2 separate regions of the Mus musculus genome follow, and region 2 is linked to region 1. Evidence: chromatin contacts called from ENCODE Hi-C or POLR2A ChIA-PET data. All regions are on one chromosome and are shown on one strand. The core of a region is the stretch at or near the end of the contact, and the rest is flanking DNA. Distances in the headings are between cores, read along the strand shown.

Evidence for each region. A loop is a pair of places that touch in the nucleus more often than their neighbours do. ChIA-PET counts read pairs that join two places held with the same protein, here RNA polymerase II (POLR2A).
Region 2: a map of heart shows a loop between it and region 1 (2.6-fold over the local background). The contact joins the promoter of Pld1 here to the enhancer-like site in region 1. A Hi-C loop is called at or near these places in 1 of 37 maps with a recorded cell type or tissue (heart). POLR2A ChIA-PET finds 5 or more read pairs at or near these places in 1 of 5 experiments (Patski).

What each region holds. Positions count from the first base shown.
Region 1 is chr3:28,105,688-28,108,867 of GRCm38, reverse strand. The region is part of intron 21 of Pld1 (phospholipase D1); the gene reads right to left. Among named protein-coding and RNA genes, the nearest start is that of Gm42196, 69 kb to the left of the region's middle. Within about 2 kb of position 1,392, at least 1 of the 3 ENCODE cell types and tissues checked has a DNase peak (open chromatin) inside an H3K27ac peak, as active enhancers do; it is heart, where a contact is called at or near this core.
Region 2 is chr3:27,936,836-27,940,243 of GRCm38, reverse strand. It overlaps Pld1 (phospholipase D1), which reads right to left and starts at 1,564. Exons shown (of 27, transcript NM_001164056.1): 1 at 1,494-1,564.

The DNA.
Region 1 (3,180 bases), core at 143-2,642:
AAAGGACTATTATTGTATATATGGAGCATAGGCACACACGCTACAGCCCATGTGAGGAGTTCAGAGAACAACTTTATGGAGCTGGTTCTCGCCTCCCACTGTTCTTTCACATGGACTCTTGAGACCGAACTTAAGTCAGCAGACATGTGTGACAACCACCTTTTACCCACTGAGCAAGTCCCAGCCAGTGTTCATTTTCAAATCCCCAGCTTATAGAACACAGTATCTTCAGGCCACCTTTTATAGGAAACCGAAGCTTCTTAATGACAGCTAGAACAATAGAAGAAAATGCAGCTCTTTCTTTTGATGTGTATTCAGAAGCCCAGAATGCTATGCTCTGATAGACACATCAAGCCTTTTGACACCAAGGCAGGACATTGTCATCGACTAAGGCTATGCTGGAGAATGGTAAAATGGAGTTAGTGAAAACCCTCTCATAGTGCTTTGTGTGAGTTTAACATTTTGCATCAGGCTGACTTTATAGCTATCCTTGACCACAGGCTAGATAGCCCACTAGGCAACATGTACAGCGAGAGTCCCAAACTCTTAAAGCTTCTGGCTTTGCTTAGGAATACACGGGAAAGAGAGAAAGCTTGAGAGAGATGCTGGATACCTCACAGTGCACAAATACAGTTTGCTTGAGCACATTCTCTCTGCTGGCTAATTCTCAAGGGTCATCCTGCTTAAACCATTTATTATACCTAATGGTCATAGTTCGTCTTCTTGTGAACAGAGGAAGAGACCCTTCTTGTGAGAATTTTCTCTGTTCTAATGGTCAAACCTGACAGGTGGGTCTGAATGTCCATATATTCATGACAACACAGGGCAGAAGTGACTATCAAAGGGACCATAGTATGAAAAGTCAATGGCTGAGAAATGAGGCATTTGAGGGAGACTGCTGCAATGCCAAGGATTACTCACTAGATGGCAAACGTAGTTTGAGTTGGGAAGAATACAGAGAAAATGTGAACAGCCCTGGTTACTGCCTTGGTTAGGCGACAAGGCACAGTCTTTAAATGGTAAACAGGACACAGGAGAAGAACAGGAAGCCCTGAGCTACTTTCCCACAGTCCACATTTAAAAGACTGCATGAACCCAAGTGGACACTTAACTAAAGTATATTCCTGTGAGACGTCCCATAGTCATTCCAGTGATGTCCACAGTACCCCACCCACGTGCTAATAAAGCAAGTCAGCTGAGCTCCTAGCCAGGATGGAAGCACTTCTAGGTCACCTTGTTCATTGGAGCTGCCTGGCTCTGCAGTCAGAACCGGGTCTCATCTGCCTCTTCTTTCCCAGACCGTGGCCAGGAAGTGACCCATAAGCTCTGTGTCTTGCTCATTCATGACAAGCTCATGACCTGGGCTGAGGGCTGACCTGCTCCAACACACTGGGTGGAGGTTCACATAGCTTTCTATTTGGGGCAGCCTTCAGTAGAGAACCCATGCTTTCAGTGTGCTCTGTTGGCTGGGAGGATGGGGTTGGAGTCAGATTAAAAGAACATTTCAGCAAAAAGTAGGTCAAACTATACTTGATATTTTTCTTAATTATATTTCATTTGAATTTTCATTATGGTAAATATATAAAATGTAAAATTGGGCATTCTGTCCACTGTGAGAGTCTTCATCATTAACTGTGGTCCTAATTTTACATGATGCCTTCCATATTCAAAGCTTTTCATCATCATCACAGATAGAATTCGCTTCATTCCTACCCCCCAGCTTTCATCCCCCACCTCCCACTCCCTAGAGTCCCTGGCTATCTCTAGTTTACTCTACCTGGATTTTGCATATATGAGGAATCACATGAGGCTTGTCCTTTTTGGTCTAACTTGTTTTCCTTAACACACTACCCTCAAGGTTCACCCATACCGTGGCATGCTTCACAGCTCCTTCAGCTTTGTGGCTGAATATTCTTCTGTATTGTGTGTACACGTTCATCTGCTAGTGGACTGTTGGGTTGCTTTGCCTCGTGGATGTTGGGAATAAAGCTGTTATCAGTGTTGCATTATTAGCCCTCTGAGTTCGAGGCCAGCTTGGTCTACAGGGGGAGTGTCAGGATAACTAGGGCTACACAGATAAACCCTGTCTCAGAAAATAAACAAACACAGGTTTTTTTTTAATTAAAAAAAAAAAAAAAAAAGAGTGAGCGAGTGAAAATTGTTTTTTCATCCTAAGCAGAATTCTAGAGGAACTAGAACAAGCCCCTTCCCACTTCCTTTCTATTTATTTTATATGATTTCTAAAATATATTTATTTGTGTGTGTATAAGATTTTGTGCATATGTGTGAACGCACATGTATGTGCCTACATATGTGTATGGAAGCCAGAGCCTAACTCACGTGTCCCCTTCAGCACCTGTCCACATGGTCATTAAGACAGAGTCTCGCTGACTTGGAACTTCCCAGTTGGAGGAGGCCAGCCAGTGATCCCAGCGATTCAGCTGTTCGAGGCCCCAGCACGGGGATCATAAGTTTATACTGCCATGGCCAGCCTTTACCTATAGATTGTGGGGATTAAACTCAGTCTTCATGCTGGTCTAGCTCCAGCTTGACTGACTTCTCTCCACCCTATGGGTGTAGGCTTTTGGAAAAGAATACTTTAAGGCCTTTGGTTGTCCTAAAGCTGCTTGCACCTTTCAAAGAAGAGTAGCAGCTCCCTCCAGGTAGGTGAAGGCCTCTCCATCCCCCCCTGCCCTTCTTTAGGAAATCCTCTTCTTCTTAATGCCGCTTCCCTCATGCCCGAGCTCTCTGCTGCATGGAGGGCAGTCAGGAGAAATGGCTTCAGCTCAAGGTTGGGTCTCAGGACCTGAAGGAACCACAAAGAAGCTTCTGCAGCAATGAGCAGTCATTACAGCAATGAGCAGTCAGGGTAGGAGGCTCATCTCTGTGAATGGGAAGGCACTGAGGAAACAAGACAGGGCAGCAATGATGAATTCTGTCAGAAAGAGAGAGGTCGCATGTGGGACTCCTTGGCACGTTTTAGACTGTGGTGGGATGGGTTCTGCTGGACTCAGATCTGAAGTCTCTCAGGACATACCCCTTTTCATTTTGAGTTTAGAGAATCTTCAAAGATGCAATGCATCTCTCTGCCCTGTCCTGTTCTTATGTATAGATGAGGGCCTTGGCTGAAATCTACTGGTATGCTAGAAATGTCCACTCAACTCAACCCTGATATTTACC
Region 2 (3,408 bases), core at 315-2,814, 170 kb after region 1:
TGAGCAGGCTGTCCATTAACTAGGCAGTACTCATCTAGTTATCAGTAAATCAATCAACCTAAATGAGCCTGTAGAGAACTTAACACCAGTGTGTGTAAAACGCTGATGCCAGAAACAACACAGCAAGGACACCATCTCCTCAAAACCTTCTCCACTCGCACTATTTATTTGAAAAGCTAATTGTACTGGCTCATAAAAATTCAGATACCCGCTTACATAACCATTTAAAAGGTCCCCACACACCATTTAAAGGCTGCTTACAAATTCAAGCTAAACAGTTGAGTACAAACTCACTCGTGGGCCACAAAGCACGTACTATGGAAAGAGATTCTTGCATAAGTAGGCATAACAGACTAGTTCAAACTAGGCTCTCTGCACCCGTCAGGCTTCCTTGACAGCACCTCTGACAGGTCAGGACTTCTGAATATCTCTCTGAATTTCCTGGGTAGCTAGTCTCCAGAGGCCCTGGGAAGGTCATAAGGAGTTGGCTAAGCTGAAATTGGTGGGCCTGGCTGTCTAAGAGCGCTCTTCGTCCTGTGGAAAGATCTAGAAATGGTCGAATGCAGAAGCTCCTGTGGTCCTTAAGATTATGTTTTGAGCTTCATGAAAGAAGGCCGCTGGCAGTGATCTGAGATTGGGAGGCGGGGGTGAGGAAGGCAAACGTAGGCGTGGCAGGTAGCCCTAGGGTATGGGGGAAAGGGCTGGCCAAATTCTAAGTCTTGACCTGTACTTAAGAGATGGAAGCAGGAGGGCCAGGAATGTCATCCTTGGCTACATAGCCTTTGAGTGCAGCCTGAGCTACAGAAGACTGTTTCAAACAAACCGTCCCATGGCTTAGAGACCTCCTAAGGTCCCTCCCTGACCCGGAACAGTCAGTCCCAAACATCTTGGGTCGGAGCTAAAATAGCAACTGCCTAACACAGGCCTTTCTTTTAATTGCTACCCCTGTCCCTCCTCCACTTCAGCACAGCACATCTTTGGCCCCGAGGCAGCAGCTGTGTGGCTCGGCGCCCGGCACTGTGCTTCAGCTGGACTCTAAGCCACTGGAATGCAGCACTTCCTGGTTGGTCCGGGATGTTGGTGCTGTCGCCATCCCGGTCAGCCCACAGTGCTAAGGAGCTCAGGGAGCGCGGGACGATCTAGCGGGAGCGAACAAATCTACTGAGCCCGGGACCCGAGGAGGTGGGGTGGGGTGCATCCTACAGAGGACGCCCCGGATCTGCAGGGACTTGAGAGTGGAGTGGGGCTAGGACATCAGCAGCTGACCCGGCTCTGCTCTCAGGGTAGCGGTCCTCGCCTGCGGTCAGTGTGCGCGCGGCTCTTGCCAGCGCAGACACTACAGGAATTAAGACTATGGGAGGGACTCCAGGGTTCCCAAGGGAACTTCAGGGACAGGGCTGGTGAGAGGGGCAAGAGAGGCGGGATGAAGCACGAGGACCGCGAACGTCCTGCGGGCTCAGAAGTCCCGCAAGCCTGGCCCCGGCAGCTCCTACCTGCGGGCCTGGGGCGCGGGCACACACTCTGCGGCGGCGGCGACTTCGGGGGTCCCCGCGCAGCTGGCGCAGCTGGGGCCGCGGAAGAAGGGCGGGCGCTGGGACTCGCCGCCCGGAACTCGGCCGGTCTGCAGGGTGGGGCGGGGCGGCGCCGGCCAGCCTCGGTGACAGCCTCTGCCGCCGGCCTTCCTCCATGCCTCGGTTCTAACACTTTCTTCTGTCCAAGTGTCCTAACTCAGCCACAGTTATCCGCGGGGCGCAGGGGCGCACGCAGGCGTTGTTCTTACCAAGTTCACTTCCCTGGTCTCTGAGCCCAATCCTTGTCCAAGACTGGCCCGCAAGTTACAAGCCAACAGCGAGCCAACTGGTGAAATATTCCTGCCCTGAAGTGACTTGCTTAATTAGGGGCTTTGTAGAGGTCAACTGTGGCCTTCCTGCAAATCCCACGGGTAGGTCTTGGTAGGTGTTATTGCCTGTTTATAAGGAAACTGAGGCTGGCAAGTAAAGAACCAGCCTGACCCTAAGCTTGCTGGAGCCAGCAATCTCTTCAGTCCCCAAAACTGCCCGTGCTTGTCCCCCCAGACCCCCCTTCTCTCTCTCTCTCTCTCTCTCTCTCTCTCTCTCTCTCTCTCTCTCTCTCTGTGTGTGTGTGTGTGTGTGTGTGTGTGTGTGTGTGTTGTGGCGAGTGTTCGGTTGGTTAGTTTGAAGTTAGGTCTCTGCTGTATACCTGGTTGGCCATGAAGAACAGGTAGAACTCAAACTACATGATCCTCCTGTCTCAGTCACACATCGCCCTCACACTTCTCACTCCCACTTGCCATCAGTACTGGGTCTAATTCAGAAATGTTAGAGAGAAAAGTAAAAATAAAATGGGAGGAGAACGAGAAAGTCCCATTACCCCGATGGAACTGTCCGCACAGTAACTTTGCCGTTTTAATACACTTAAGAGAGTCGTCATCAAGGGAAATCCAGTGGCTGGGTGGTGTGAATAGCAATCCTTTGGGAATATAATTTTGAACACAAGTCAGTTCCAAAACTGGTTGCACAACACTGCTTCCAGCCAAAACCCAAAGATGCAACAGTTAGTTTCCTGTACATCAAATTGCTGATGCTGTTGGTCTTTTGAAATTGTTTATTGAGTATTATACAGTGAGACAGACCCAGTTACATAATGTCTTACCATGCCCATGGCACTGCATGAAATGAAAAATATAATATTTCTGTCCAGACAGAGGAGGAGTGAAATTATAGCGCGGGGCTCAGTTTTCAAGTAACCTGGAGCTGCCCAGCCCTCCCTGACTGCATTCTTCTCTTTTGAGCACATCTTTCCTAATGATTGCAGAGTCGGGCAGCCGTCACTCTTTCCTTGTTGACAGAAATAATTGATGCCTTTTGAATCCTATGATTCTGACAGATTTTTGCAATTATATGCACAGCCTTCTGAGCAAACAGGGTCTTGCCTAAGAGGGGTTTGGCAAGACTATATAACAAGGAAGTAACTGAAAAGCTGCATATGTCTCCTTCCTCCCTTCCTCCAGTTTATTAATTTCAGATGATTTGATAAGTGTGTGCCTAGGAGTAACCGCACTCTTACAAGCTTGTCTTTAGATGGTGTGAGACATTTGGTTGAGAAGCACCAGGCTGTACAAATTACATCCTGATTTCTTAAAAGTCGTCATTGAAACTTTTGGCATCAACACATAACAATAGGTCTTTCTGTTACTATTGTAATTATAAATAAGACAACTATCATACAATGACTGGAATTCTGCCCCAAAAGGTAGGAAAGTGAAAAGATTACCACAGGTCACCACCCCACAGGGAAGTGAAGCCCTAGCGAACACGCATCTTAGACATACTAGAATCCTGTAGATCATTGTTACACTCCTTGGAGAGTTTGTGATAGCTATTTCTT